Regions from separate parts of the Homo sapiens genome. Here regions 1 and 2 are each linked to region 3. Evidence: read pairs that join two places in POLR2A ChIA-PET (ENCODE). Cell type or tissue: endothelial cell of umbilical vein. All regions are shown on one strand. Links, peaks and the distances in the headings refer to the core of each region. The heading gives the core; the rest is flanking DNA.

What was found. Peaks named below come from ENCODE experiments on the same cell type or tissue, not always from the same donor. Only the 100,000 strongest peaks of a DNase experiment are listed, where the experiment ranks them.
Region 1: POLR2A ChIA-PET joins it to region 3 with 8 read pairs; 3 of 35 experiments call an interaction of 5 or more read pairs at or near these places.
Region 2: POLR2A ChIA-PET joins it to region 3 with 6 read pairs; 4 of 35 experiments call an interaction of 5 or more read pairs at or near these places.

What each region holds. Positions count from the first base shown.
Region 1 is chr15:89,607,436-89,618,007 of GRCh38, reverse strand. It overlaps TICRR (TOPBP1 interacting checkpoint and replication regulator), which reads right to left. Exons shown (of 22, transcript NM_152259.4): 15 at 9,059-9,205; 16 at 1,513-1,603. It also overlaps a transcript of KIF7 not described here. Among named protein-coding and RNA genes, the nearest start is that of TICRR, 37 kb to the right of the region's middle. In endothelial cell of umbilical vein, for the core only: no CTCF peak of the experiment used is centred there; no DNase peak of the experiment used is centred there.
Region 2 is chr15:89,913,823-89,924,168 of GRCh38, reverse strand. No RefSeq gene overlaps it. Among named protein-coding and RNA genes, the nearest start is that of ARPIN-AP3S2, 6.0 kb to the right of the region's middle. In endothelial cell of umbilical vein, for the core only: no CTCF peak of the experiment used is centred there; no DNase peak of the experiment used is centred there; H3K27me3 peaks cover 159 bases.
Region 3 is chr15:89,750,168-89,757,948 of GRCh38, reverse strand. It overlaps MESP1 (mesoderm posterior bHLH transcription factor 1), which reads left to right and starts at 6,700. Exons shown (of 2, transcript NM_018670.4): 1 at 6,700-7,440; 2 at 7,722-7,781. The coding sequence starts at 6,718. It also overlaps the pseudogene MRPL15P1. RefSeq lists silencers at 6,650-7,079, 7,140-7,429. In endothelial cell of umbilical vein, for the core only: a CTCF peak has its summit at 7,105; a DNase peak (open chromatin) is centred at 7,058; H3K4me3 peaks cover 1,337 bases.

The DNA.
Region 1 (10,572 bases), core at 49-5,048, 140 kb after region 3:
TTATTGTCAAGAGGGAGGCTGGCCACAGTGTCTCACGCCTGTAATCCCAGCACCTTAGGAGGCTAAGGCGGGCGGATCACTTGAGGTCAGGAGTTCGAGACCAGTCTGGCCAATATGGTGAAACCCCGACTCTATTAAAAATACAAAAATTAGCTGGGCGTGGTGGCATGCGCCTGTAGTCCCAGCTACTTGGGAGGCTGAGGCAAGAGAATCGCTTGAACCCGGGAGGCAGACGTTGCAGTGAGCCAGGATCGCGCCACTGCACTCCAGCCTGGCGACAGAGCTAGACTCTGTCTCAAAAAAAAAAAAAAAAAAAAAGATAGCTGGGTGCAGTGGCACACACCTGTAGTTCAGCTACTCTGGAGGCTGAGGTAGGAGAATCACTTGAACCTGGGAGGCAGAGGTTGCAGTGAGCTGGGATTGTGCCACTGCACTCCAGCCTGAGTGACAGAGTGAGATTCCTACTCAGAAAAAGAGTGAGATGGTTAGAATGTGGTTTTGTTTTGCTTTTATTTTTTGGAAAGCAATTTTACAACATCAGAATTATAAACCCCATTAATATATTAAAAAATTATACCAAACTATCAGACTATCACAGTAATGAGCAGCAACATTCAAGTTTCTGTTTAAGAGCCTTAATTTCTGCCAATGTGTCAAGGATGTTATAAAAAATTTAATTAAAAATATATATGCCTCTGACCCACCAATTTCACTTTTCGCAATTTAACCTATAAACTTCACAAGTGTGTAAAATCCATATACGAATAATGTCGAGATGGGTTTCTGACAAAATAGAAGGAGGTGTGCTTCTATTACCCTTGAAATCAAGCTAAAAACCCATGACATTATCTATACAATGAGCAGGAGACAATTCTGAAAGGCAGAGAGAAGAAGGCAGCCTGGCTGGGGACTTTGGGACCTGAGGAGGGCAGTGAGCTAGCTCCCTGGGTTTTCTGTTTGCTGCCTACACCCCTAGACTGGGTGCCAGAAAAGCTGACAACCCAGGTATACCAGGAGCAAACTACAGATGCCCCAAGGAAGGAGAGCTCTCAAGCCAAAGAACTAGGAAAGGGTCAGCCAAGCAAGACAGAAAACTTTCAGACAATAACAGCCCTACTCCAACCAATCGCTGCAGAAAAAACTGCAGCCCCACCCACACCTCTGTCAGCAAAGGCTGAGTTGGGATCCCAGACTTCCACCTTCTCTATGTTCACAGATGAATGGATTTAAAAACCGTGGAGTATCTATTCCATGGAATACTTCTCAGCAATAAAACAGGATGAACTATTGCATGCAACAACATGGATGAATCTCAAAATAATTGAGGCCAGACAAGTGTATATTTTATATGGTTCTCCTGCTCCCATGGAGAGCTTATAGAATGCTCTTTGGTTTTAAGCAACATAGTTAAGATTTAAGTCATGAAGGTCAAGAGAAGCGAAGTAGTGGCCCACAAGGCCGCTTTGAGGTGGTGTGGGTGTATGAAGAAGCCCGGATGGGGATGTCACTCACCTGCCCTTGATTTGTCTGTGCAGCAGCCTTTTGGAGATCTGCTTATGCACTGGAGTCTCGGCCACACTCTTAGTCAGCAGTTTGTGATAACCTAAAATGTAAACACAGCTTAAATCATAAATTTCATTTAACCTCATCAAGAAGCAGCAGTAAGGCCAAGGGAGCAGTTTGAACTTCTGTATGGCTTATTACCTAGCTGGAGAGGATCTTAATGGTCTTTGGGCTAAGTTCTATGGTTACAGGACTCAACATGATAGAAGTTTGTCAGCACTATTAGAGATTAAAAAATGACATAAGACAATGTAAATATAGGCTGGGCACAATGGCTCATGCCTGTAATCCCAGAACTTTGGGAGGCTAATGAGGGCGGATCACTTGAGGTCAGGAGTTCAAGACCAGCCTGGCCAACACGGTGAAAGCCTATCTCTACTAAACATACAAAAATTAACTGGGCGAGGTGGTGCGTGCCTGTAAGCCCAGCTACTTGGGAGGCGGAGGCAGGAGAATCACTTGAACCCAGGAGGCAGAGGTTGCAGTGTGCCAAAATCATGCCGCTGCACTCCAGCCTGGGCAACAGAGGGAGACTCCATCTCAAAAAAAAAAAAGACAATATAAATATAAAATTTTATCTAATAAGCAATCCTGAAAAAATGAAAATTGCTCACTTGTTAAGACTAACACCTAGTTGGTGGTTCTAGTATTTATGATTAAATGAAATATGTGAAAATGCCGATATGCCACATAAATGTTAATTATTAAGATAAACGTAGGTGGCATAAAATTTCTTAGTAGAGTAGGCAGCCAAGCTACTTATGAGAGGACTGATTTAAAGTGAGCTTAAAATGATTAGTAAAGAGGAGTGATGCCAGTAAGAATGGTGAGGTAAGGACCTCTGAACACTCTCCTCCATAAAGGAACAGAGATCACTGGGAAAAATGGTCAAAAATCTTTTCCAGAACTCTGAACATTAATTAAAGGTTTGCAACAATCTAGGGAGTATTTGTTCAAGAAAAATGGTTGAATCTCAGGAAGCTTTAACTTGCCTTAGTCCCTGCCCCTTCCCCCTAGCCCTACGGTAGCTTTAAAAATCAATTTCCCACAATCACAGTGAAAACCAACAGCCCAGCAGCCTCTGGACAGGGCAGAATGGGGTTGGAGCTCCTCCAAAACTCCATTCTCAGATAACTGTCATCCATTAACCTGTCTGGCAGTTCCCTGGAGAATCCTACTCAAATCAAGGCTTGTCTTGCTTTGACCTGACTCAGAACTCATACAGTGTAAACCACCTTTTTCCCTGACAGCATTTACTGAAAACAATCAGCAGCAATTGTTAAATGTTACAGCTGCCTGAGGTGGTGGTAACATTTGGTGCAATAACAAGCTGGCCAAAAGTTTAATTGGGAAAATTGGGGAATGAGACATCACAGGGGACTTTGCAAATCTCTGATGACATTCTTAGGCATCCAAAAGTCCACACACGTGTAGCACTGTGCATGTGCCGAGGATAGACTTGAGAAGCCTGTAAGCTGCCACCTATGGCTAACCTTGAGGCTCTGGCAAAACAGAAAGTGAAGTGGAATTCTAAACTGCCTGGCTGAGTGTTGAAGGCATGACCCAACACACAGAGCCCCTCAGTAGGGGCTGTGAAACTTATGGGTTCCAGGCATTTAAGGAAATCTCTGTCCAATCATTAGTTGACCACTAAGACCACTGAGCAGAGGCTTTAGTGGCCACACATGATAAAGAATACAAAATTTAAACAAATAGTTTAGAAAAGTGACTAAACAAAAACAATAACAAATCCTGGCAGGGTTGGGGTGGATCTGATTGTTACAGCTGCCTCATTATATTGTTTAAAATATCCATGCTGGGTGCAGTGGCTCATGCTTGTAATCCCAGCACTTTGGGAGGCTGAGGCAGGCGGACTGCTTGAGTCCAGAAGTTCAAGACAAGCCTGGCCAACGTGGTGAAACCACATCTTTACAAAAAAATACAAAAATTAGCCAGGAGTGGTGGTGCATGCCTTTAGTCCAGCTAGCTACTTGGGAGGCTGAGGTGGGTGGGAGGATTGCTTAAGCCAGGAAGTCAGGGAGTTTGAGGCTACAGTGAGCCAAGATCATACCACTGCACTCCAGCCTGAGTGACAGAGCAAGACTCCATCTCAAAAAAAAAAAAAAATCCAGTTGTCAACAAAATTATGAGTCATGCAAAGAAACAAAACAAAAAAGTATGGCCCATACACAGGGGAAAAAAAATCAGCCAACAGAATCTGTCCCTGAGAAAGTCCAGACATTGGACTTACTAGAACAAGACTTTATTTATTTATTTATTTATTTATTTTTGAGACAGAGTCTCGCTCTGTTGCCCAGGCTGGAGTGCAGTGGCGTGATCTCGGCTCACTGCAACCTCTGCCTCCTGGGTTCACGCCATTCTCCTGCCTCAGCCTCCGGAGTAACCAGGACTACAGGCGCCCGCCACCACGCCCGGCTAATTTTTTGTATTTTTAGTACAGACGGGGTTTCACTGTGTTAGCCAGGATGGTCTGGATCTCCTGACCTCGTGATCCACCCGCCTTGGCCTCCCAAAGTGCTGGGATTACAGGCGTGAGCCACCGCGCCCGGCTAGAACAAGACTTTAAATCAGCTGTTTTAAATATGTTCAAAGAACTAAAGAAAATCATACCTAAAGATCTAAAATATGAGTCCAATGACTTGCCAAACAGAGAATATCAACAGACGGAAAAAAAAAAAAAAAAAAAAAAGCGAATAGAAATTCTAGAGTTAAAAAGTATAACAAAAATGAAAAGTAAATTTGAGGTGGCAAAGAAAGAGTCAACAAATTTGAAGACAAGGTTAATTGAGATGATCCAGTCTAAGGAAGATAAAGACAAAAGAATGAAGAAAAATGAACAGAGCTTCAGATACTTGTGACACCATCAAGCACAACACACACATACCGGAAGTCCAGAAGGAAAGGACAGAAAGGAAGAGGCAGAAAGAACATTTGAATAAATATTGGCTAAAAATGACCCATATTTGATGAAAGACACTACACATCTAAGAAACTCAATACAAGTAGAATAAAGTGAAAGAGATCCAAAACCAGACAAATCATAATCAAACTATCAAAAGTGAAAAAAAGAAGATCTTGAAAGAAGCCAGAGAGCTATTCATCGTGTACAGATCCTTGATGAGATTAGCAGCTGCTTTCTCGTCAGAAACAAAAGACAAAAGGCAGTGTGATGACATATTCAAAGTGCTGAGAGAAAAAAGACTGCCAACCAGGAATTCTATACCCAATGAAAGTATTCTTCAAAAATGAGGAGAAATCATCACATTCTCAGAATGAAACAAAATAAAACAGAATTTGTCATTAGCAGACCTACACTATAAATAATACTAAAAGGAGTCCTGTGGGCTGAAAGGAAAGGGCACTAGGGTAACTCAAGTCCACATAAAGAGTTAAACAGCATTGGTAAAGGTAACTATATAAGAAAAACATTATAAAAGTGTTTTTTATTTGTAACTGTTCCCCCCTGTTATTTAAAATACAAAGTAATGATTATAAATCAGTGTTGATGGGCATACAATGTATAGATGTAATTTGCATGACAATATAGAACTAAGAAGGGATAGTCAGTAGAACTATACAATAGCAAAGTTTTTATAAACTGTCAAAGTTAAATTGGTATCAATGAGAACTAGGCTGTTATAAGTTAATATCTTAATTGTAATCTCCAAGGGGAGTGAGGTTATGCAACATGATGGAGAAGAAAGCTCTAGGGGTCAGTCCCTCAACCCAAATAACTAGTAAACTAGAAAAAAAGATCAGAATTCACTATTTTGGAACCTGGCAACTTGATTGAACACCTGTAATAACCTAGGAAGTGCTTGATGATGGGAGAGACTGATGATCTTTAGGAAGGGAATGATGTGCATGAACTGGCTACCATTTCCCTTTTCTCATCCCTGCTGTAGCTATTGGGATAGCAGCCCACATTCCAGGAGCAGCTGGCTGGTGCTAGGGCAGACAGTGAAGACCTCGTCCTCCAAAAATTGGGGGTTGCATGCTTTGGTCAACCAGGCAGATTCCTGTAGGAGCAGTGCAGACACTGCCTTGGTTTCAGCTCTCTTAGGCTACAGTGGGTTTCTCCCAATTATCAGAAGTTTAAGGGACAGACACACCTTCCCCCTCCTCGTTTCTTGAATCAGACATTTAAGGAAATCCTTCTTAGGTCATTGGCTGACCACAGAGATAATAGACAGAAACTTCAGTGACCACACACAACAAGGTATACATACTTTACACAAATAGTTCAGAAAAGGCACAAATGAATAGCTGAGATCCTTAATAAGCAAAGAACAGGAATCCCTGAGGGGTGACAGGATCTGACCTCCATGCAGTTACCACATTATAATATCCCTAATAACTAGTCCTCAACAAAAAACTACGAAGTATACAAAGAAACAAGAAAGTATGGCCTATTTACCAGAAAAGAGAAATTTGGCAAAAACCGTCACTAAGGAAGCCAAGACATTGGAATTACTAGTCAAAGATGTTAAATCAACTTCTCTAAATATGCACAATGAGCTCACTTAAACCATATATAAGAAACTAATGGAAATCAGGAAAATAATATATGAACAAAATGAGAATATCAATAAAGCAATAGAAATGATAAAAAAGAATCCAGTAGAAATTCTGGAGCTGAAATGAAAAAACTAACTAGAAGGGTCAACCACAGATTTGAGCTGGCAGAAGAATCAGTGAACGTGAAGATAAGGTAATTGAAATTATCCAGCCTGAGCAGAAAGAAAAAATAATTAAAAAAAAAATGAACAAAGTCTGAGGGACCTGTAGGACACCATCAAGTGTACCAACACATATATCATGGGAGTCTAAGGAGGAAATGAGACCAAAAGTGGCAGAAAATTTTTTGAAGAAATAATGGTTAAAACCTTCCAAAAATCTGATGAAAGACATGAACATATACATCCAAGAAGTTCCACGAACTCCAAGCTGAATAAACTCTAAGAGATTCACACTGAGACACGTTGTAGTCAAAGTGTTGAAACCCAAGGACAAAGAGAGAATCTGGAAAGCAGCAATAGAGAAGCAGCTTAATAAGATTAATAGTTGATTTCTCATCAGAAATTTGGGAGACCAGAAGGCAGTGGATGTCACATTTGAAGTCCTGAAGGGGGAAAAAAAAATTGTCAACCAAAAATTCTATGTCCTTCACAAATAAAGTAGAAAGTAAGACATTTCCAAATAGATAAAAGCTGAGGGAGTTCATAATCAGTAGACTTACCCTGTAAGAAAAGCTAAAATGAAAGGTAGTAGACAATAACTCAAAGCCATGAGAAGAAATAAAAAACAACGGTAAAGGTAACTAGACAGATAAATATAAAAGCCAGCATTATGGTAATTTTGTTTTTTTTTTAAACCCTATATAATTTAAGTCTGTATTAACAGGTACACAATGTATAAAGATGCAGTCTACAACAATATAAAGAAGAAGAGACAGAAATACATAGTAGCAGAGTGTATATTATTGAAAAGAGGTTGGCTTTATTCATAAAGCCAGGTTCTTTTAAGCTTAAGATGCTAACTGAGGTAACCAGTAGCTGGGTTAACCAAGGTAACCACTGAGAAAACAACTTAAAAATACACAGAAAAAGAAAGAATGGAATTAAACTAGTATACTACAAAAAATCAGCTAAATACAAAAAAACAGGAATTGAGAAACAAAAAAGCATAAAACATAGAAAATGACAGTTGTTCCTTATTAGTAATTACATTCATAGAAGTGGATTAAGCACTGCAATTGAAAAGCAGAGATAAGAAGAATGGATTAAAAAAACATGATCCAACTCTATGAGGTCTATAAGATATTTAATTTAGATACAAAGACACTAAGGTTGAAAGTAAAAGGACAATGAAAGATATCCTATGCAAAAGAGCTGGTGGGTGGGGAGCTGTATTATTGTCAGACAAAACAGACTGTAAGCCAAGAAAGATTACAAAACACAAAGTACATTACCTATTGGTAAGAAGTTTAATTGATCAAGAAGACATAATAATTATTGACATATATACTTAAGTACAGAGTCTCAAAATACATGAAGCAGAAATTGACAGAACTGAAGGGAGAAATAAATAATTCAACAATAATAGCTGGAGACTTTAATATGCCACTTTGAATAATAAATAAACAATAAAACAGAAGCTCAACAAGGAAACAGAAGACTTGAATAATACCATAAATCCACTAGACCCAACACACATCTATAGAATGCTTCACATTCTTCTCAAGCACACATTAAACATTCTCCAGGATAGACCAAATGTTAAGCCACAAAATAAGTCTCAAGTTTCAAAAGACTGAAATCATACAATGTATGTTTTACAACAATAGAATGAAACTAGAATAAGCAGAGAAGAGAATTTAGGAAATACATATATGTGGAAATTAATGCGCTCCGAAATAACCAATGGATCAAAGAAGAAATCACAAGGGAAATTAGAAAATATTTTGAGATGATGAAAACAAAAACAAATCATATCAAAATTTATAGGATATGCCTAAAGCAGTGCTTTATTAAAAAAGATCTCAAATCAATAGCTTAAACTTCACCTTAAAAAAGTAGAAAAAGAGCAAACAAAAACCAAAGCCAATAGAGGGAAAAAAAAAAAATGAAACTGAGATTAGAAAACCAATAGAGGCCAGACGCGGTAGCTCACACCTATCTCAGCACTTTGGGAGGCTGAGGCGGGCAGATCACTTGAGGTCAGGAGTTGGAAAGCAGCCTGGCCAACATGGTGAAACCCCGTCTCTACTAAAAATACAAAAATTAGCCGGGTGTGGTGGTGCACACCTATAATCCCAGCTACTGGGGAGGCTGAGGTAGGAGAAGCGCTTGAACCTGGGAGGCAGAGGTTGCAGTGAGCCAAGATCACGGCACTGCACTCCAGCCCAGGAGACAGAGTGAGTGAGACTCTGACTCAAAAAAAAGACAAAGAAAACCAATAGAGAAAAAACAATAAACCAAAGTAAATTCTTTGAAAAGATTAACAAAATTGACTGGGTGTGGTGGCTCATGCCTATAATCCCAGCAACTGTGGGAGGCCGAGGAGGGCAGATCGCTTGAGCTCAGGAGTTTGAGACTAGCCTGGGCAGCATGATAAGACCATGTCTCCACAAAAAAATTTTAAAAATTAGCTGGGTGTGGTAGTGTACATCTGTAGTCCCAGCTACTCAGGAGGCTGAGGTGGGAGAATCACTTGAGCCTGGGAGGTGGAGGCTGCAGTGAGCTGAGATTGCGCCACTGCACTCCAACCTGGGTGATAGAGCAAGAACCTGTCTCAAAAAAAAAAAAAAAAAAAAAAAAAAAAGATTAACAAAATTGACAAACCTTTAGCTAGACTGAAGGAAAAAAGAGGGAAGAAGACTCAAATTACTAAATCAGGAAAGAAAGACGGTACATTACTACTAATCTTACAGAATCTCCCTTTCCTTTTTCCTAGCTATTCTGAAATGTGGTACCTTTGTTCTTCTTGAAGTTGTCAAGTTTATCCTCTAGACCATCCACAGCTGACACAGAATGGCTTCTAGGCAACCCCCGCTTTAGTGATCTCTTTGAAGGGGAAAGCAATTCCTGGTTGAAAAGATTTCTTCGAACTTTGGTCACTTCTGAAAGCATCAAAAATTAAAAGAAAAAGAAAAACCCAAAGATTATCATCAATAAATGCCGTATCTGAGAAAAGATAACCAAAACAGAGAAGCTCCTTGAGGAAACTACAGATTGCTATTGTCACATATGCTAATAAGGTTTCCTTAAATAGCATATTCCCATAATGCATTAAAAATATTTACTTTTGCAAATTAAAAAAAATTTTATATGTTATTTTGCATGAGGTAGGGGTCCAATGTCATTCTTTTGCATGTGGATATCCAGTTGTCTCAGCATCATTTGTGCAAAAGACTATTCATTCTCCATCAAATTGTCTTGGTACCCTGAATATCAGTTGACCATAATAAATGCTAGTGCTAATTTCTTTTTTAAAGGCTAGATAGAATTCAGCAGTGAAAACTTCTAGTCCTGGGCATTTCTTTGTGAGTAGTTTTTTGATAACTAATTCAAACTTTTTACTTGTTATAGATCTATTCTGATTTTCTATTTCTTCTTGAGTCTGTTTTTAGTAGTTTGTATCTTTCTAGGAGTCTGTCCATTTCATCTAGGTTATACAATTTGTTGGTATACAGTGGTTTGTAGTATTCCATTACGAATTCAATTTAAATCTAACTTTTCAGGAACACAAGGAAGGCCCCCACCACTTATTGAGTTAGAAGCTACTCAATGTAAGATGGACATAATTCTTAAGTAAGAGGATGGCTAACATAGGTCATCGTCCTTTTAATATATCCCATGTTATGATTATTTTTCTCACTTTGGACATTTTTGCTGCTGTGTATTCAGCTCAGCATTGAGCAAAGAATTGTTCAATTCTATAATTTCTTTCTTCTTCTTCTGACTACTTTACTAAGCTGCTGGGACATTTTAAATTTTATTCTTGACTCCAAAGCATGAAAGTTCTCATCATCTAGACTCAAAGTTAGAAAAAAATAGCTGAAAAGTCAAGAAGTACGTGGCAAAGCCAGCAAGACAATACCTTAATCTTAAGATAGTCTGGTGGAAGTGATCCAAAAATTCACCAAGGGTGAATTCTTCAAAGATTAATCATTTAAACCCAAACCAAATAATCTAGGATCCACAAACTGGGAGCAACCCTTGTGTTTACCCATCAATGACATAAAGGTTCACATTAAGGTTATTAAGGACATCAATAACACACACCAAAGTTTTAAAAATTGTTTCCTTATCTCCATTATAAGAGTTCCTGTTACCTAACTTAGGCTGTTGGTGAAATTGATTTATGACCTGAAAGCCAAATTTGGTTTGTTATTCTCTATTTTCCCAATGTTTTGAAAAGCTTAATTTCTATAGCAAGTTTCAAATAATAATAAAATTAAACATACGCCCATCACTAAAGTTCACC
Region 2 (10,346 bases), core at 2,695-7,694, 170 kb before region 3:
AATATCTTTTTTTTTTTTTTTTTTTTTTGAGATGGAGTTTCACTCTTGTCGCCCAGGTTGGACTGCACTGGCGAGATCTCGGTTCACTGCAACCTGCGCCTCCCAGGTTCAAGCAATTCTCCTGCCTCAGCCTCCTGAGTAGCTGGGATTACAGATGCGTTTCCCCACTCCCAGCTAATTTTTGTGTATTTAGTATGGGGTTTCACCATATTGGCCAGGCTGGTCTCGAACTCCTGACCTCAGATGATCCGCCCGCCTCAGCCTCCCAAAGTGCTGGGATTACAGGCATGAGCCTCTGCGCCAGGCCAATATCAATTAAATAAGTGGCTGCTGAGTACACTGTACTGTACTTTGCTGCTTTCAGTTAACAGTAAGTGAAATCATTTAATATTGTGCATGCACACACATACGTACAGTATGCCATGTATGCACATGCTTCATTCTTTTTTATGGTTGCATAGCCTCTCTTTGAATTGATATTTCATTATTTGTTTAGCCAGTCCCCCACTGATGGACATTTAAGTTGTTTCTAGTATTTTGCTATTTCAAACAATACTCACGTACATGTCATTTCGCATTCAAATATTTCTTTTTTAAATAATTAAATTAATTATTTTTATTTTTATTTTTATTTTGTTTGAGCCAGAGTCCCACTCTGTCGCCCAGGCCGGAGTGCAGTGGCACAATCTTGGCTCACTGAAACCTCCGCTTCCTGGGTTCGAGCAATTCTTCTGCCTCAGCCTACCGAGTAGCTGGGATTACAAGCGTGTGCCACCGTGCCTGGCTAATTTTTGTATTTTTGGTAGAGACACGGTTTCACCATGTTGACCAGGCTAGTCTTGAACTTCTGACCTCAAGTGATCCACCTGCTTCAGCCTCCCAAAGTGCCGAGATTACAGACGTGAGCCACCGCACCCGACCAAATTAATTAATTTTTGAAACAAGGTCTTGCTCTGTCACCCAGGCTGGAGTACAGTGGCACAATCAGCTTCAATCTCCAGGGCTCAAGCAATCCTCCCACCTTAGCCCCCCGAGTAGCTGGGACTATGAGCACACGTCACCACGCCTGGCTAATTATTAATTATTTGTAGAGATGGAGTCGAACTATGTTGCCCAGACTTGTCTCAAACTCCTGGGCTAGGGCGATCCTCCCACCTTGGCTTCTCAAAGTGCTGGAATTACAGGTGTGAGACACCGAGCTGGCCTTTTTTTTTTTTTTTTTTAATAGCTGAAACTTTAAGTTTTGTTTACAACAGCCATCCCAGGCCTGGCACAGTGGTGCTACAAAAAGTTTAAACATTACCTGGAAATGGTGGTGTGCACACCACCATTACTGGGGAGGCTGAGAGTTGAGCCCAGGAATTCAAGGCTGCAGTGAGTTACTCCAGAGTGAGATCCTGTCACTTTAAAAAAAAGGTCAGGCACGGTGGCTCATGCGTGTAATCCCAGCACTTTGGGAGGCTGAGACGGGCAGATCACTTGAGGTCAGGAGTTTGAGACCAGCCTGGCCAACATGGTGAAACCCCCATCTCTACTAAAAATACAAAAATTAGCCAGGCATGGTGGCACATGTCTGTAATCCCAGCTACTTGCGGGGCTGAGGCACGAGAATCACTTGAACCTGGGAGGTAGAGGTTGCAGTGAGCTGAGATCACGCCACTGCACTCCAGCCTGGGTGAGAGAGTGAGACACCATCTCAAAAAAATAAAAATAAAAATAAAAATATGAGGAAAGAAATAAAAAAGGAAAAGCCATCCACAATGAAACTATTAAAGTTATTTATTTATTTATTTATTTATTTATTTTTTAGTATTTTTACAGTTCTTTTAAATTTGTATCACTTATCTATTTGAGAGTCAATTGTCCTGATACACTTTGGACCAACTGAAATAGAATTGGATCAAAACTCCATTCACTGCTTAACTTCCATATTCCTTTATTAAGAATGCCATGATGGCATTTCAGGTTTCCTGGTATCAGCGTCAGCTCAGACCCATATTTAACAATCCTTTAAAATTATGGGCCAGGCGCAGTGTCTCAGCCTGTAATTCCAGCACTTTGGGAGGCCAACCGGTCAGATCACTTGAGTCCAGAAGTTTGAGACCCACTTAGGCAACATGGTGAAACCTCATCTCTACAAAAAATACACAAAAATTAGCTGGGTGTGGTGGCATGCACCTGTAGTCCCAGCTACTTGGGAGGCTGAGGTGGGGGGATCACCTGAGCCTAGGAGGTTGATGCTTCAGTGAGCTATGATTATGCCACCGCACTGCAGCCTGGGCGACAGAGTGAGACCTTGTCTCCAAAAAAAAAAAAAAAAATTTTTTTTTGAAAAAAAGCATCGGGCTGGTGGCTCATGCCTGTAATTTCAGAACATTATGGGAGGCTGAGGCAAGAGGATTGCTGAGCTGAGGAGTTCAAGACCAGCCTGAACAACATAGTAAGACCTTGTCTCTATTTAAAAAATTAATAATATAAATAAAATTCTGGGTAGTCTCTTTTCCCTTGTGCAGTTATTTGATTAAATGACCATGATCCCTCTAGGGGCAAGTCTAGAGAACTATTTTTTTTTTTTTTTTTTTTTTTGGAGACGGAGCCTCTGTCATCCAGCATCCAGGCTGGAGTGCAATGGTGCAATCTCGGCTCACTGCAACTTCTGCCTCCCGGGTTCAAGCAATTCTCCTGCCTCAGCCTCCCAAGTAGCTGGGACTACAGGTGCATGCCGCCACACCCAGCTAATTTTTTGTATTTTAGTAGAGACTGGGTTTCACTGTGTTGCCCAAGCTGGTCTCGAACTCCTGAGCTCAGGTATTCCACCCGCCTCAGCCTCCCAAAGTGCTGGGATTACAGACGTGAGCCACCACGCCCAGCGAGGACTATTTACATATATACATGTGATGGTGTTCCTCGAGGGGGCACAGCCTCTCCTTCAATCAATGGACTCTGTGTCTGAAAACTGACTCAGGCCTGGAAATGGATGAGGGAGTGTAATTTTCTATTGTAGTGAGCATCAGTCTTTTACCCATCAGGTCTAGTTTTTGTTTTTATTTTTATTGAGACCGAGTCTCACTTTATTGCCCAGGCTGGAGCACAGTGGCATGATCTCAGCTCACCGCAACCTCCGCCTCTTGGGTTCAAGTGATTCTTGTGCCTCAGCCTCCCGAGTAGCTGGGACTACAGGCGTGCGCCACCACACTGGGGTAATTTTTATATTTTTAGTAGAGACGGGGTTTCGTCACATTGGCCAGGCTGTCTCAAACACATGACCTCAGATGATCTGCCCGCCTCGGCCTCCCAAAGTGCTGTGATTACAGGCATGAGCCACCGTGCCCAGCCTGTGTTTGTTTTTTAATACAAATTGAACATCATGCTCAGAGGCAGTCCACCTATCTTGACCCTGGTACCATAAAGCTTGTCCAGGCATCCTAATTGCCTACTCTAGCCTGGCTGCTCCTTCTGACAATTACATCTACCTTGCCTGGCAGGTAAGTGTGGCCACTAGGCCCCTGCCATTCCCAAATCCCATCATCTCCTTTTACTTGGGAGTCTAGTTCCATGGTAGTATCTATTCTATCAACCCCACAGGGCATCTCAAAGATACCTGACTTCCCTTGTTGCCTCTGGGCTGCCTGGGTATAGTTAGATGGTGGGTCCTCAGGTCCTAGACAATAAATCCATTTTAACATTGCTCTCTCCCTGAGTCTCATAACCTCTTCTTCAATACTGTCAAGGAAGTTCTGGCATCTCCACCTAATTGTTGTGTGCAAGTTTCATATTCAAGTTTTCCAGTTCAGGCTTTTCAGGGTTTTCAGGCTCATCCACCCCAGGTCCCCAGCCCAGGGCCTCACTTTTTTCCTAGAGGAGCCGTGATTTGACAGGAGACCTATCAAGGCTGCACACTCAGGCTTCTTTGACAGCTCTGTCGTCATCAGATACTGAGCCCGATTTTTAGCAGTTGTCCCTGAAGCTTCAGGAAATGAGTCTCCTTAAAAACTGCCACAAAGCTCCCCATGGCTATTTTTTTTTGAGACAAAGTCTTACTCTCTCATCCAGGCTAAGGTGCAGTGGGATAATCAGGGCTCACTGCAGCCTCTATATCCCAGGCTCAACTGATCCTCCACCTCAGTCCCCGAAATAGCTGGGAACCACAGGTTTTTTAATTTTAGTAGATATGAAGTCTTGCTATGTTGCCCAGGCTAGTCTTGAACACCTGGGCTCAAGCAAGCCTCCTGCATCAGCCTCCCAAAGTGCTGGGATTACAGGCATGATCAACACCATGCCTGGCTCCTCTGGGCTCTCTTAATCACTACTTCCCCTTCCACAAAGATAACTTCCTTGCTTTTCTTTTAGAATATAACCACCCAAGCTTTTATTTCCAAACAATATAGTTTAGTCTTACCTAACTTTTTAACATTGCATAAATGAAACGATATAATCTACAGCTCTATGAATTCTTTAGTGACTATCTTCTTTACTACAACATTCTATTTATGACAGTCCTCATGTTGTGAGTTGCAATCAGTCATTCATTTTTATGGCTGTATCATATTCCATCGTAGGACTACATGCCAATTTATTTATAAATTCTACCTTCTCTAGACATTTGAATTGTTTCCAGTTTTGAACTATTATGAAGAGTGTTGCTATAAATTTTCTTTCTTTCTTTCTTTTTTTTTTTTTTTGAGACAGAGACTCGCTCTGTCGCCAGGCTGGAGTGCAGTGGTGCAATCTCGGCTCACTGCAACCTCTGCCTCCCAGGTTCAAGCAATTCTCCTGCCTCAGCCTCTTGAGTAGCTGGGACTACAAGCAAGCGCCACCATGCCCAGCTAATTTTTGTATTTTTAGTAGAGATGGGATTTCGCCATGTTGGCCAGGATGGTCTCCATCTCTTGACCTCGTGATCCTCCTGTCTCAGCCTCCCAAAGTGCTGGGATTACAGGTGTGAGCCACTGCACCCAGCCTCTATAAATTTTCTTGTATATATCTTTTTTTTGAGGTGGAGTCTCGCTCTGTCTGCCCAGGCTGGAGTGCAATGGCACAATCTCGGCTCATTGCAACCTCCACCTCCCAGGTTCAAGTAATTCTCCTGCCTCAGCCTACTGAGTAGCTGTGGGTTTACAGGCGTGTGCCACCATGCCCGGCTAATTTTTTATATTTTTGGTAGAGACAGGGTTTTACCATGTTGGCCAGGATGGTCTCGAACTCCTGAACTCAAGTGATCCTCCTCCTTTTTTTTGAGATTTGGTCTTGCTCTGTCACCCAGACGGGAGTGTAGTGATGCAACCAGAGCTCACTGCAGCCTCCATTTCACTGGCTCGGGGTCCTCCTGTCCCAGCCTCCTAAGTAGGTGGGACTACAGGGATAATCTACCAGGCCCAGCCAATTTCTTTTATTTTTAGTAGAGACTAGATTTCACTATGTTCCCCAGACTGGTCTCAAACTTCTGAGCTCAAAGGATTCTCACACCTTGTGTGTTGGGATTACAGGTGTGAGCCACTGCACCTGGCCTTGTCTATATCTCTTGGTGTACATATGTAAATGTTTCTATTGGTTGTATACCTGGGAGTGGAATAGCTGGCTCATAAGGTTTGCCTATGTTCGGTTTTCACAGATACCAAAACAGTTTTCTAGAAACTGATTTGAGTAATAAATAATAAGGCTCTGGTCTCCCGCAAAAAAAAAAAAAAAAAGTTTTCTAAAATGATTGTATCCTGTCCCCACACCCGGCCTCCCCATGGCTTGTACATATCTAAAGTTGGCTGTTAGCTATCCTGAGACTATCATTTTCTTTTTTGTAAGGTTTCAATGCTGTTAATAAAAGCTGGTCTACCCTACATTTCTTTTCTTTATTTTTTTGATGCAGAGTCTCACTCTGTTGCCCAGACTGGAGTGCCATGGTGCAATCACAGCTTACTGCAGCCTCAAACTCCTGGGCTAGAATGGTCTCGAAACCCACCTCAGCCTTCTGAGTAGCTAGAACTACAGGGATATTTCACCATACCCAGCTAATTAAAAAAAACTTTTTTGTAAAATTACCAGTTTCAATAATAGCTAAAAGTGTTCAAAATGTTAATAAAGGTTTTTGTTGCTTGGCTAAATAAATAAATAAATAAATTTTGTAGAGACAGGGTCTTACTGTGGTGCGTGGGTTGGTCTTGAATTCCTGGCCTCAAGTGATCCTACCTCCTTGACCTCCCAAAGCACTGGATTATAGGCATGAGTCACCACACCTGGCCAAATAAAAGCTAGCCTACTCAACATTTCTTGTAATGATCATTGCTCCATACCAGTCAAATGCCACAGATGCCCCGTTTACCTGCCCAATTTCACTCTCCACCTACAGCTCACCCCCAATGAACTACAGGTGAGAACCTTAATAATTTTGTTGCCACTTCGTGCCAAGGGTTATCATGAACCACTTACCACTAGTAACAATGCTCATATTGCTGTCATGAGGGATTGTTTCCATGTGAAATCAGTGGAGCCCTAGGCAGAATTGATCACTACAGAGAGGTGAAGACAGAATAGGTCAAAGGCCTGGGAAGAATGTGAGGCCAAGAGGCTCTGAATGGCATTAAGAGATGTTTGATCTAGGCCAGGCATGGTGGCTCATTCCTGTAATCCCAGCACTTTGAGAGGCTGAGGCGGGTGGATCACCTGAGGTCAGGAGATTGAGACCAGCCTGGCCAACATGGTGAAACCCTGTCCCTACTAAAAATACAAAAATTAGCTGGGTGTGGTGATGCACGCCTGTAATCCTAGCTGCTTGGGAGGCTGAGGCAGAATTGCTTGAACCTAGCTATTGGGAGGCTGAGGCAGGAGAATTGCTTGAACCTGGGAGGTGGAGGTTGCAGTGAGCTGAGATCACACCACTGCACTCCAGCCTGGGATACAGAGCAATACTCTGTCTCAGAAAAAAAAGAAAAGAAAAGAAATAGATGTCTGATCTAAAGGCATATCATAGATTTTCTTTCCAAACTAGGCTTACTCCATTTGCATTTATTGATGTGATGTGATGGATAGGTTTGGACTTCATTCTGGCATCATGTTATGCTTTCTCTCTTCAGCGATTTCTTTGTTTTTCTTTCGCTCTGTGGTGTGTATGTAATTTCTTCAGGCTTTTTTTTCACTGCCTTGGTGGCAATTTGGCATGCTATTTCTTCTGGAACCACCAGACTTTGTCAGGACAAGATGTGTCAGATATGCTAAGATGCGATCTGATGCATACAGTCTAAGACTCCACACACAAATGCACTTTCTGTTTGTTTTACTGCTAGACATTTGTGTCCTACACAGGAATCCTGATAAATTTGATTTTGCCTGATGCCCATCAAAAGACAGGGAGAAAAATGGTTGGTATGTGTATAATTACATGCGCAGTTTTAGGGAAGACATTCCTGAGAGAACTTTGATTTTGACTACAGTTAAGGAGAATCTTCTGCTTATAATTTCATCTGTCTGATAACTGGAAGAATTTTCTTTTCTTTTTTTCTTTTTTCGAGACAGAGACTCGCTCTGTGCCCCAGGCTGGAATGCAGGGTGCGATCTCAGCTTACTGCAACCTCTGTCTCCCCAGGTTCAAGCGATTCTCATGCCTCAGCCTCCTGAGTAGCTGGGATTACAGGCGTGCACCATGACATCTGGCTAATTTTTGTATTTTTAGTAAAGACAGGGTTTCACCATGTTGGGCAGGCTGGTCTCGAACTCCCAACCTCAAGTGATCCGCCCACCTCAACCTCCCAAAAGTGCTGGGATTACAGGCGTGAGCCACTGCGCCCGGCCCAAAGAATTTTCTACTACACACCAGCTTCTGGCACATTATGATTCACACTTTGTTCCTTCTCCAGCACCCACAAAATCTCAGTGCCAGGCACTGTAGGGCACATTTCTACTGAGATGTGACCTCTGGCCCTGCTCCTTCATGTCACCCACTTTGTGCTCTGTGCCAGATGAGTTGGCACAGAGGGAGGTAGGATATTTCTACACCAGGATGGCTGGCTATAATTTAATTATAGGTGGAGAAGAGTACAGACCACATAAATGTATTCCACTAAACCCAAACTAAATGTATTCCATGTCAGTTTCCCCTCATTCATATTTTACACCACCATCACTTGACATGAGGCAAAAGAGAATTCTGAGCAAAAAAGTAGTCTCTGCTTGAAGCAAAATTGCCTTAACTATGAAAATTTTACAAAAGCGGATGCCCATGTGAACACATTATGAGAACCTTCCAACACTGGCCTCAATAGGGGCTCATGGAACTGAGAGGCCCAAAGTTTTGGTGTCTGTAGCTGTAAATTTGCTTCTGCTAACAATTAAAAAAAAAAAGAGGGCCGGGCACCCTGGCTCATGCCTATAATCCCAGCACTTTGGGAGCCTGAGGCAGGCGGATCACCTGAGGTCAGGAGATCGAGACCATCCTGGCCAACATGGTGAAACCTCGTCTCTACTAAAAATACAAAAATTAGCGGGGCATGGTGGCACATGCCTGTGATCCCAGCTACTCGAGAGGCTGAGGCACAAGAATCGCTTGAACCCAGGAGGCAGAGGTTGCAGTGAGCCAAGATTGCGCCATTGCATTCCAGCCTGGTGACAGAGCAAGACTCCATCTCAAAAAAAAAAAAAAAAAAAAAAAATTAGCTGCACGTGGTGGTGCACGCTTGCAATCCCAGCTACTTGGGAGGCTGAGGTGGGAGAATTGCAGAGGTTGCAGTGAACCAAGATTGCACCACTGCACTCTAGCCTGGGTGACAGAGTGAGACTCTGCCTCAAGAAAACAAACAACAAAAAACTGGACATTTTGGAAAGTTTGATGATGAGGAGGAACACAAAGCAAGAGGAATTAGTGTAGGAATCAAATGTTGAATGGTGTTAATCGAAGATAACTTGATACTGTCTCCATGGTACCTTGTGGTTTATAATTTAATATAGAGACATTATTAAACTGCAAAATACATGGAAGAAAGTCCAACAAAATTCTGGGGTTTTTTCCCGTGATGATTGATGCTTTTTAGGAAATAAATGTCAAAACCTTTCCAAAAATTTTCCTTTTCTTCTTTTGGGTTCCTCTGTCTTGCTGGTGCCTGGCCTGCAGATTGTGCCGATGGGGTGAAGTTGCAGAGCCTAATAAGCAGATGACTCTTCCTGAGAGGATTTAGAGCAGCCCTGTCCAATACAACTTTCTGCAACAAAGAAATGTTCTGTGTCTTGTAGTCGCTAAACACACGTTGCTATTGAGCACTTAAAAATGTGGCTAGTGAAAGTGAGGAATTGAGTTTTACATTTAATTTAGGTTTAATCAGTTAGAATCGAAATTTAAGTAGCCACATGTGGCTAGTGGCTACCATGGATGGCTGTGCAGTTGGAGCCACAGTGAGGGGGAACGTGACACAGAAAAGGGAAAGAGGAGGAGGACATGCCAGCCAGGTGGCTGTGAGCAGCTGGAGGGTTTTGAGCAGAGAGGGCCAAAGGACAGTTCTACCCAGAGGGGCTTTCCAGTAGGGCTTTTCTATGTTTTTCCTTCTCAGACATACACCGGGCAGCCAGGTAGGCCAGCTAGGAGTGGGGCTGACTCATCCATTAGGCCCATCATACTTTTAGCGGTCCACAAAATGTTTTTATTCTTTTAAAATTTAAATTTAATTTCATTAATTTTTTTTAATAGACAGGGTTTCGCTATGTTGCCTAGGCTGGACTCAAACTCCTGGGCTCAAGTGATCCTCCCACTTCAGCCTCCTGAGTAGCTGGGACTACAGGTGCTCTTTCTTCCTAAAAATATGTTTAGTAATGGATGATTGGATGCAGAAAAAAAAATATATGTTTAGGTTGAAGAAAACACTTTAGACTGGGAGCAGTGGCTCAGGCCTGTAATCCTAGCACTTTGGGAGGCAGAGGCAGGTGGTGACATGAAGTCAGGAGCTTGAGACCAGCCTGGCCAACATGGTGAAACCCCATCTCTACTAAAAATACAAAAATTAGTCGGGTGTGGTGGTGAGTGCCTGTAATCCCAGCTACTCAGGAGGCTGAGGCAGGAGAATCACTAGAACCTGGGAGGCAGAGGTTACAGTGAGCCAAGATTCACCACTGCACTCCAGCCTGGGCAACATAGGAAGACTGTCTCAAAAAAAAAAAAAAAAAAATATATATATATATATATAATTCATATATTCATCTTTATGCCAACCCAGTGGTAAGATAATAATTTTTTAAAAAATTTTTAATGGAGAAAGGGTCCTTTGAAAACAAAAGTGCCTAGGACCCAAGAAAGTCATTGTCTGTGTGTGTGTGTGTGTGTGTGTGTGTGTGTGTGTGTGTGTAGCAGGGAAGGGAGAGGGTGCTTTCTT
Region 3 (7,781 bases), core at 2,782-7,781:
AAAGTGTGCTTCCCACACATATGGTCTCTTGTCCAAATATGTGTAGTTGATTTTGTACTTAATAAAATACAGGCTGGGCATGGTGTCTCATACCTATAATCCCAGCACTTTGAAAGGCTGAGGTGGGAGGATCACTTGAAGCTAGGAGTTTGAAACCAGCCTGGGTAACAAAGTGAGACTCAGATTCTACAAAAAAAAATATATATATATTTTTTTTTATTTATATATATATTTTTTGAGACAGAGTCTCGCTCTGTCACCCAGGCTGGAGTGTGGTGGCACCATCTCGGCTCACTGCAACCTCCGCCTCCTGGGTTCAAGCAATTCTCCTGCCTCAGCCTCCCAAGTAGCTGGGACTACAGGCACCCGCCACCATGCCTGGCTAATTTTTTTGTATTTTTAGTAGAGACGGGGTTTCACTGTGTTATCCAGGATGCTCTCAATCTCCTGACCTCCTGATCCACCCACCTTGGCCTCCCAAAGTGCTGGGATTACAGGTGTGAGCCACTGCGCCCGGTCCAAAATAATATTTTTTAATTAGCTGGGTGTGGTGATGCACGGTGCCTGTGGTTCCAGCTACTGAGGAGTATGAAGTGGGAGGATTGCCTGAGCCCAGGGGATCGAGGCAGCAGTGAGCCAAGATTGCGCTACTGCACTCCAGCCTGCGTGACAGAGCAAGACCCTGAAAAAGAAAAAGAAAATAAACAAACAAACAAAAAAACCCAAAACCAAATTCATTTCAAAGCATTGTTGACAACCCAGTAATGGCGGTTTCTTCTGGCACAGGCAATTGGGAGCCCCAGAGCAGGATGGTAAACAGGTTTGCTCTACCTTCTGCACGTGTTGACTTTGTAACTATGTGTAAAGCAAATGCTCTACTTGCAAATAAAGATACGAAGATAAAACACGAGTTTGTGGTCATTCTGAGTTTACTCAAGTAAAGCTACGAAATGAAGTCACAATCATGCGAGAATCAGGGCTTTCTTGGCATTGAGAGGCTTAGCAGTCCCTGGACCACAGGGCACCTGGAGCCTCCTGAGGTCCAGCCTTTCTGCTTTCTGGCCTTTTCTTTTCTTTCTTTTCTTTTCTCTCTTCTTTTTTTCTTTTTCTTTCTTTCTTTCTTTCTTTTTTTTTTTTTGAGACGGAGTCTTGCTCTTGTTGCTCAGGCTGGAGTGCAATGGTGAGATCTCAGCTCACCACAACCTCCACCTCCTGGGTTCAAGTGATTCTCCTGCCTCAGCCTCTCAAGTAACTGGGATTACAGGTGCCTGCCACCATGCCCAGCTAATTTTTTTGTATTTTTAGTGGAGATGGGGTTTCACCATTTTGGCCAGGCTGCTCTCGAACTCCTGACCTCAGGTGATCCACCTGCCTCGGTCTCCCAAAGTGCTGGGATTACAGGCGTGAGCCACCATGCCCGGCCGCCTTCTGGCCTTTTCTCTGCACCCACTCCCACCCCGGCACACAGAACACTTTACCAATTCCCAACCGCATGTTCCCTTGGGGCCTAGTGGCATCAAAGAGGCCCAGTCACTGGGCCCCCATGCCAGTTTCCTGAGTTGGCTCTGGAGCCCAGGAAGGCATCCATCTGCTGCAGTCCAGGAGTGGGCTCTGCTGACAGCTGCAGGCTGAGGAAGTGCCTCTTGGGCCAGGCTGTCCTTGGGTGTAGATGGATCCTAGGGCATATGCACAGGGAGGGGGCTTCTCCCCTTCTCCCCACTCTAGGGGTTGGCTGGCACTGCTTCTCCTGGATGTGATCCTGGGCATAGGCATTCTGGGGCTGCTGGGACAGACTGCAGAGGAGGAGGAACAGAAGGTGTCAGAGGAGGCCAAGAACAGCAGGAGACAGAAGAGATCCCAGGAAGGAGGGGTGGGAGACATGCCCAGGGAGAAGGTACCATGCCATGGGGCCATCATCGCTACAAACCAGCTCACCCATCAGGCTCACTGGGCTGGAAGCTATGGGGGAATGCAAAACATCAGACCAGCAAAACTGGAATCCCAGCACTTTGGGAAGCTGAGGCGGGCAGATCACTTGAGGTCAGGAGTTCAAGGCCAGCCTGGCCAACATGATGAAACCCCATATCTACAAAAAAATACCAAGATTAGTCAGGCATGGTGGCATGCGCCTGTGGTCCCAGCTATTCAGGAGGCTGAGGTGGGAGGATCGTTTGAGCCTGAGAGGCAGAAGCTGCAGTGATCCCAGATCATGCCACTGTGCTCTAGCCTGGGCAATAGGGCAAGACTCTCTCTCAAAAAAAGAAAGAAAACAATCAAACACAAATTGGGACACATATCTATTCCACATCAGCTAATCAACTCTGAGTGTCCTGTACTGCTTGGATAAGTAACAAAGTATTACATACTGACATTATTCCAAAGGAGTTTACAATCTACTAGAAACAATTAGGATTTAAAACATAAGAGCATGAACAAGAAGACAAATAGTTTGGAAAACTACCATACTAAAGTTCAGAGAAAGCTTCATCAAAGGTAAAAATTGGGCTGGGACTGGGCACAGTGGTTCATGCCTGTAATCCCAGCACTTTGGGAGGCTCTCTTGAAGTCAGGAGTTCCACATGGAGAAACTCCGTCTTTACTAAAAACACAAAAATTAGCTGGGCGTGCTGGCACACACCTGTAGTCCCAGCTACTTGAAAGGCTGAGGCAGGAGAATCGCTTGAACCCAGGAGGTGGAGGATGCAGTGAGTCGAGATGGTGCCACTGCATTCCAGCCTGGGTGACAAAGCGAGACTCCATCTCAAAATAAATAAACAAACAAATAAAAATAAAAATGTTGAGCTAGGTTTTGATGTTTAGAAAGCTTGCTAAGTAGGAATGAGGGCACTACAGGGTGGGGCAGTGGCATGGACAACGGCAGAGAGGTGGGACTTGGTGTGTGCGTGTGTGTGTGTGTGTGTGTGTGTGTGTAGAAAACAGAGGAAGACAAGTCTCATGTGCCAAGGGGTCTGTGTCCCAGAGCAGAGACAGCCTGAGGGCTGAGAGGATCCACATTCCAGAGATCTTGGAGGCCAGAGGAAAGAATGTAGATTGAAGGGAAGATGGAAGAAATGTTTCCTACAGAAGATTAGACTGGGTGAAGGAAGTTGGGAGAAAGACTGGATTCGGGTAATGGAAAGAAAAGCAAAGAAAGAGGTGGACCTGAAGAAAATACAGAAAGAAGGGATGTCATCTGGTGACGGCTTGGAAGGAGAAGGTGAAGTGGGAATCCCTGCAATTTCATACCATGAAGAAAGCTGGTATTGCTGAGAACCAGGCCAGTTAAGCAGAGAAGATGGGCGAGGGGTGAGTGGAGGGGTAGGGAGGAAAGGGGGTGGAGGAGGGAGGGGACGATGAGTGGTTTGGTGTACACCAAGCTTGTCCAACCCACGGCCCAGGATGGCTTTGAATGTGGCCCAACACAAATAAACTTCTTAAACATTCCGTAAACTCCTTAAAACATTATGAGTTTTTTTTTTTTTTTTTGCAATTTTGTTAGTGCAGTAGCTATCATTAGTGTATTTTTTTTTTCTTTTTTTAGACAGAATCTTGCTCTGTCACCAGGCTGGAGTGCAATGGCACAATCTCAGCTCCCTGCAACCTTTACTTCCCAGGTTCAAGCGATTCTCCTGCCTCAGCCTCCCGAGAGCTGGGACTACAGGCATGCGCCACCACACCAGGTTAATTGTTTGTATTTTTAGTAGAGACAGGGTTTCATCATGTTGGCCAGGCTGGTTTCGAACTCCTGACCTCAAGTGATCCCCCTGCCTCGCCCTCCCAAAGTGCTAGGATTACTGGCTTGATCCCATGGTGCCCAGCCTCATTACTGTATTTTATATGTGATTCAAGAAAATTCTTTGTCTTTCAATGTGGCCAGGAGGCGGAGGTTGCAGTGACCCAAGATTGCGCCACAGCACTCCAGCCTGAGCGACAGAGCCAGACCCTGTCTCAAAAAAAAAAAAAAAAAAAAAAATCAGACATCTGGCACTGAAAGAAACCATTCCGCTTGAAAACAGGTAAAGATATGATGCCAGACACCCAGACACCAGGTACTTCACAGTCTGGCTGGAGAGCAGATAGCCATGCACGAAGTACCTATTAAGACCAGGGTGCAAACTCAAACTCCTGAGGGGCCAGGTGAAATTTCATCCAGGCTGCAGTGCAATGGAGCGATCTTGGCTTACCATAACTTCCGCCTCCCGGGTTCAAGCGATTATCCTGCCTCAGCCTCCCGAGTAGCTGGGATTGCCGGCGTCTGCCACCATGCCTGGCTAATTTTTGTATTTTTAGTAGAGACGGGGTTTCGCCATGTTGGCCAGGCTGGTCTCAAACTCCTGATCTCACGATCCACCCTCTTCGGCCTCCCAAAGTGCTGAGATTACAGGTGTTAGCCATTGTGCCTGGCCCTTTTCTAATATTCTTTAACAACTCTGCTTTCTTGGATGGGAATTCATGAGCTCTAGTACTTGAGGAGATTTTCATCTGTAGATGTTAGGATTTTCTTATCTACTATATTCAGCACCCATCCTGGAGCAAACTCAAAGAAAATCTGCCTTGGATCCTTCTGAGTACTGAACATTTGAAGAGTTCTTCTTTCGTGATATCCAGTAAATTAGAACTGTCCTTCCTGGCAAGCTCAAGTTGTGCTTCAGGAAATTTGGCAGGATCTGCCAGGTTCCCACGATTCTTTGCATTGGTGGAATATGGTACCAGTGCTTCAGAAGGAAGCATTCTTTTTGGAATGGGTTGTCTCCAAAAAGAATGGAACAGGTTTGGATAGAATTTCCAGACTTCTTGGATCCTGTAAGGCTGTAGTGACACCACCACCATTTTTTTCAATTGCAGCAATAGCTAGTTCTGAAGCCAACTGTACTTCAATATTAACTTTTTTTTTTTTTTTTTTTTTTTTGGACAGGGGGTCTCACTCTGTCATCAGACTGGAGTGCAGTGGCATGATCTCAGCTCACTGCAACCTCCACCTCCCGGGTTCAAGTGATTCTCCTACCTCAGCCTCCCAAGTAGCTGGGACTACAGGCACGTGCCACCATGCCTGGCTAATTTTTGCATTTTTAATAAGACGGGGTTTCACCACGGTGGCCAGGGTGGTCTCAATCTCCTGACCTCATGATCCACCCCCCTTGGCCTGCCAAAGTGCTGGGATTACAGGTGTGAGCCACCGCGCCCGGCCCAATATTAACTTTCACCTGAAAGGTGTCTGCGGCCTTTTCGACCAGCTGAACACCATAATCCTCTTTAAGTGGCTGAATGGTCACACCTCTTCCATTGACAAGCTGGGTTAAGTCAATAGGTTGAGTAGGATCAACACGACCCAAATCAGTAACATATTACAGTCTATTGATACTTAAAGGTTGATACTGGTGTCTGAAGCTAAGTCCTTCATTAAATCTGTATTTTGGGATTCCGATGTAAAATAGAGTCTGGCCATCCCCAAAGCCCAGCAGAGCCAGTTTCCTCTCTGCCTTTCTCTTTTATGGCCTCTGCCGCATTTTCTACCTCTTCTCCGACCTTTTGGTCGTCTCATGGGTTTCCTGGAGCCAGGATTCCGCTTTAAATTGGTCAGGCTCATGCGCAGCAGGGCCCAGAGCTGCCATAACCTGCGAAAAGAGTTTTATTTCTTCCTTTCTGACCTGTATGTCTTTTGTTTCCTAATTGCATAGCCTAGATCCTCCATCTGGTACAATGTTGAATAGGAGTGGTAAGAGAGACACCCTCGCTTTGTTCCTGCAATCGGGGGGTGGGGGGAAGATTTCAGTCTTTCACTACTCAGTATGAGGCTACCTGTAGGTTCTTTGTAGGAGCCTTTCATCAGGTTGATGAAATTCCTCTCTATTCTTAGTTTGCTGAGAATTTTCATCACGAAGGGTGTTGGATTTTGTCAAATGCCTTTGCTGCGTCATTTCCACTCACATTTCATTGGGAAAACCTGTTATACCTGTCCAATAGCGGCAGAACATCAGGTAAAGGCCAGTGGTGACAGCTGTGGCAACAGGCCAAGCTCCAGACCTTGCCAGGCTAGAGGTGGCCTGGGGTTGGAGCAGGCTTAACCCCCTCCCTCTGCTCAGAAGGTCCAGCATCCTGACCAGACTCGGCAGCTTATTGAATTTGCCGGGGTGCAAGCTTCCTTGCACTGTCCACATGTTCTTACCAGGGAAGGGTCTACCCAGGGCCATCCTGCCTCAAAGGAGAAGTGGTTTACTGTTTTCTCCACCTTTAGAGGGAATGAGGGTCCCTGCTCCTGGTCCTTACTCTACTCCACTGTCCAATTGGCGCATGCCCTGAGGCTCTCATTATACAAATTGGAAGCTAAGGTGCAAAAGAACTAAGAATTTGCATAAGGTCCCCAACAGGTGAAGGCAGGCCCCAAACCTAGGATCTAGATTTCGTTTTTCTGACCCCGCTTCCTTTAACCTGCAGGGCTGGCCCAACGCCCCGGGCTTCACCCAACACTGGGCGCAGGCGGGAAGGCCGAGAGGCTGGGTCGGGCGCCCAAGCGAGGGCCCAGGTGGGGCGAAACAGGCGCAGTCAAGGGGCTGGCACCTTGGCCCCCCGCCGTGGATTCAAAGGGTCAGGCTCCGCCCCCTCCAAGCCCCGAGCCCACTTTGATGTGCTGATGCGGCCTGGAAGGGGCCACTTCACACCTCGGGCTCGGCATAAAGCGGCCGCCGGCCGCCGGCCCCCAGACGCGCCGCCGCTGCCATGGCCCAGCCCCTGTGCCCGCCGCTCTCCGAGTCCTGGATGCTCTCTGCGGCCTGGGGCCCAACTCGGCGGCCGCCGCCCTCCGACAAGGACTGCGGCCGCTCCCTCGTCTCGTCCCCAGACTCATGGGGCAGCACCCCAGCCGACAGCCCCGTGGCGAGCCCCGCGCGGCCAGGCACCCTCCGGGACCCCCGCGCCCCCTCCGTAGGTAGGCGCGGCGCGCGCAGCAGCCGCCTGGGCAGCGGGCAGAGGCAGAGCGCCAGTGAGCGGGAGAAACTGCGCATGCGCACGCTGGCCCGCGCCCTGCACGAGCTGCGCCGCTTTCTACCGCCGTCCGTGGCGCCCGCGGGCCAGAGCCTGACCAAGATCGAGACGCTGCGCCTGGCTATCCGCTATATCGGCCACCTGTCGGCCGTGCTAGGCCTCAGCGAGGAGAGTCTCCAGCGCCGGTGCCGGCAGCGCGGTGACGCGGGGTCCCCTCGGGGCTGCCCGCTGTGCCCCGACGACTGCCCCGCGCAGATGCAGACACGGACGCAGGCTGAGGGGCAGGGGCAGGGGCGCGGGCTGGGCCTGGTATCCGCCGTCCGCGCCGGGGCGTCCTGGGGATCCCCGCCTGCCTGCCCCGGAGCCCGAGCTGCACCCGAGCCGCGCGACCCGCCTGCGCTGTTCGCCGAGGCGGCGTGCCCTGAAGGGCAGGCGATGGAGCCAAGCCCACCGTCCCCGGTTAGTGTCCCCTTCCCCGCGCCCCCTTCGTCCGTGCCCCCGCGCACAGCCCCACCGCCCGCCAAGGTGAGGACCAGGCACCCTGCTGCTCCCCGCCGGCAGCCTGGCCACCTGGCCACCATAGTATGCCCAGGGCTCCAAGAAGCGAAGGCAGGGAAAGGCCACGCAGAGGACTGGGTCTCCCCTCGCTAGGGGCCCCCTGAGAGTGGAGCCCACGAGCGCGGACACCCGCACAAGGCCACCAGTGCTTGAGGGCTGCGCTGTTCCGTCTCTCCCTACAGCTCCTTCCGGGCGACGTGCTGGCTCTGTTGGAGACCTGGATGCCCCTCTCGCCTCTGGAG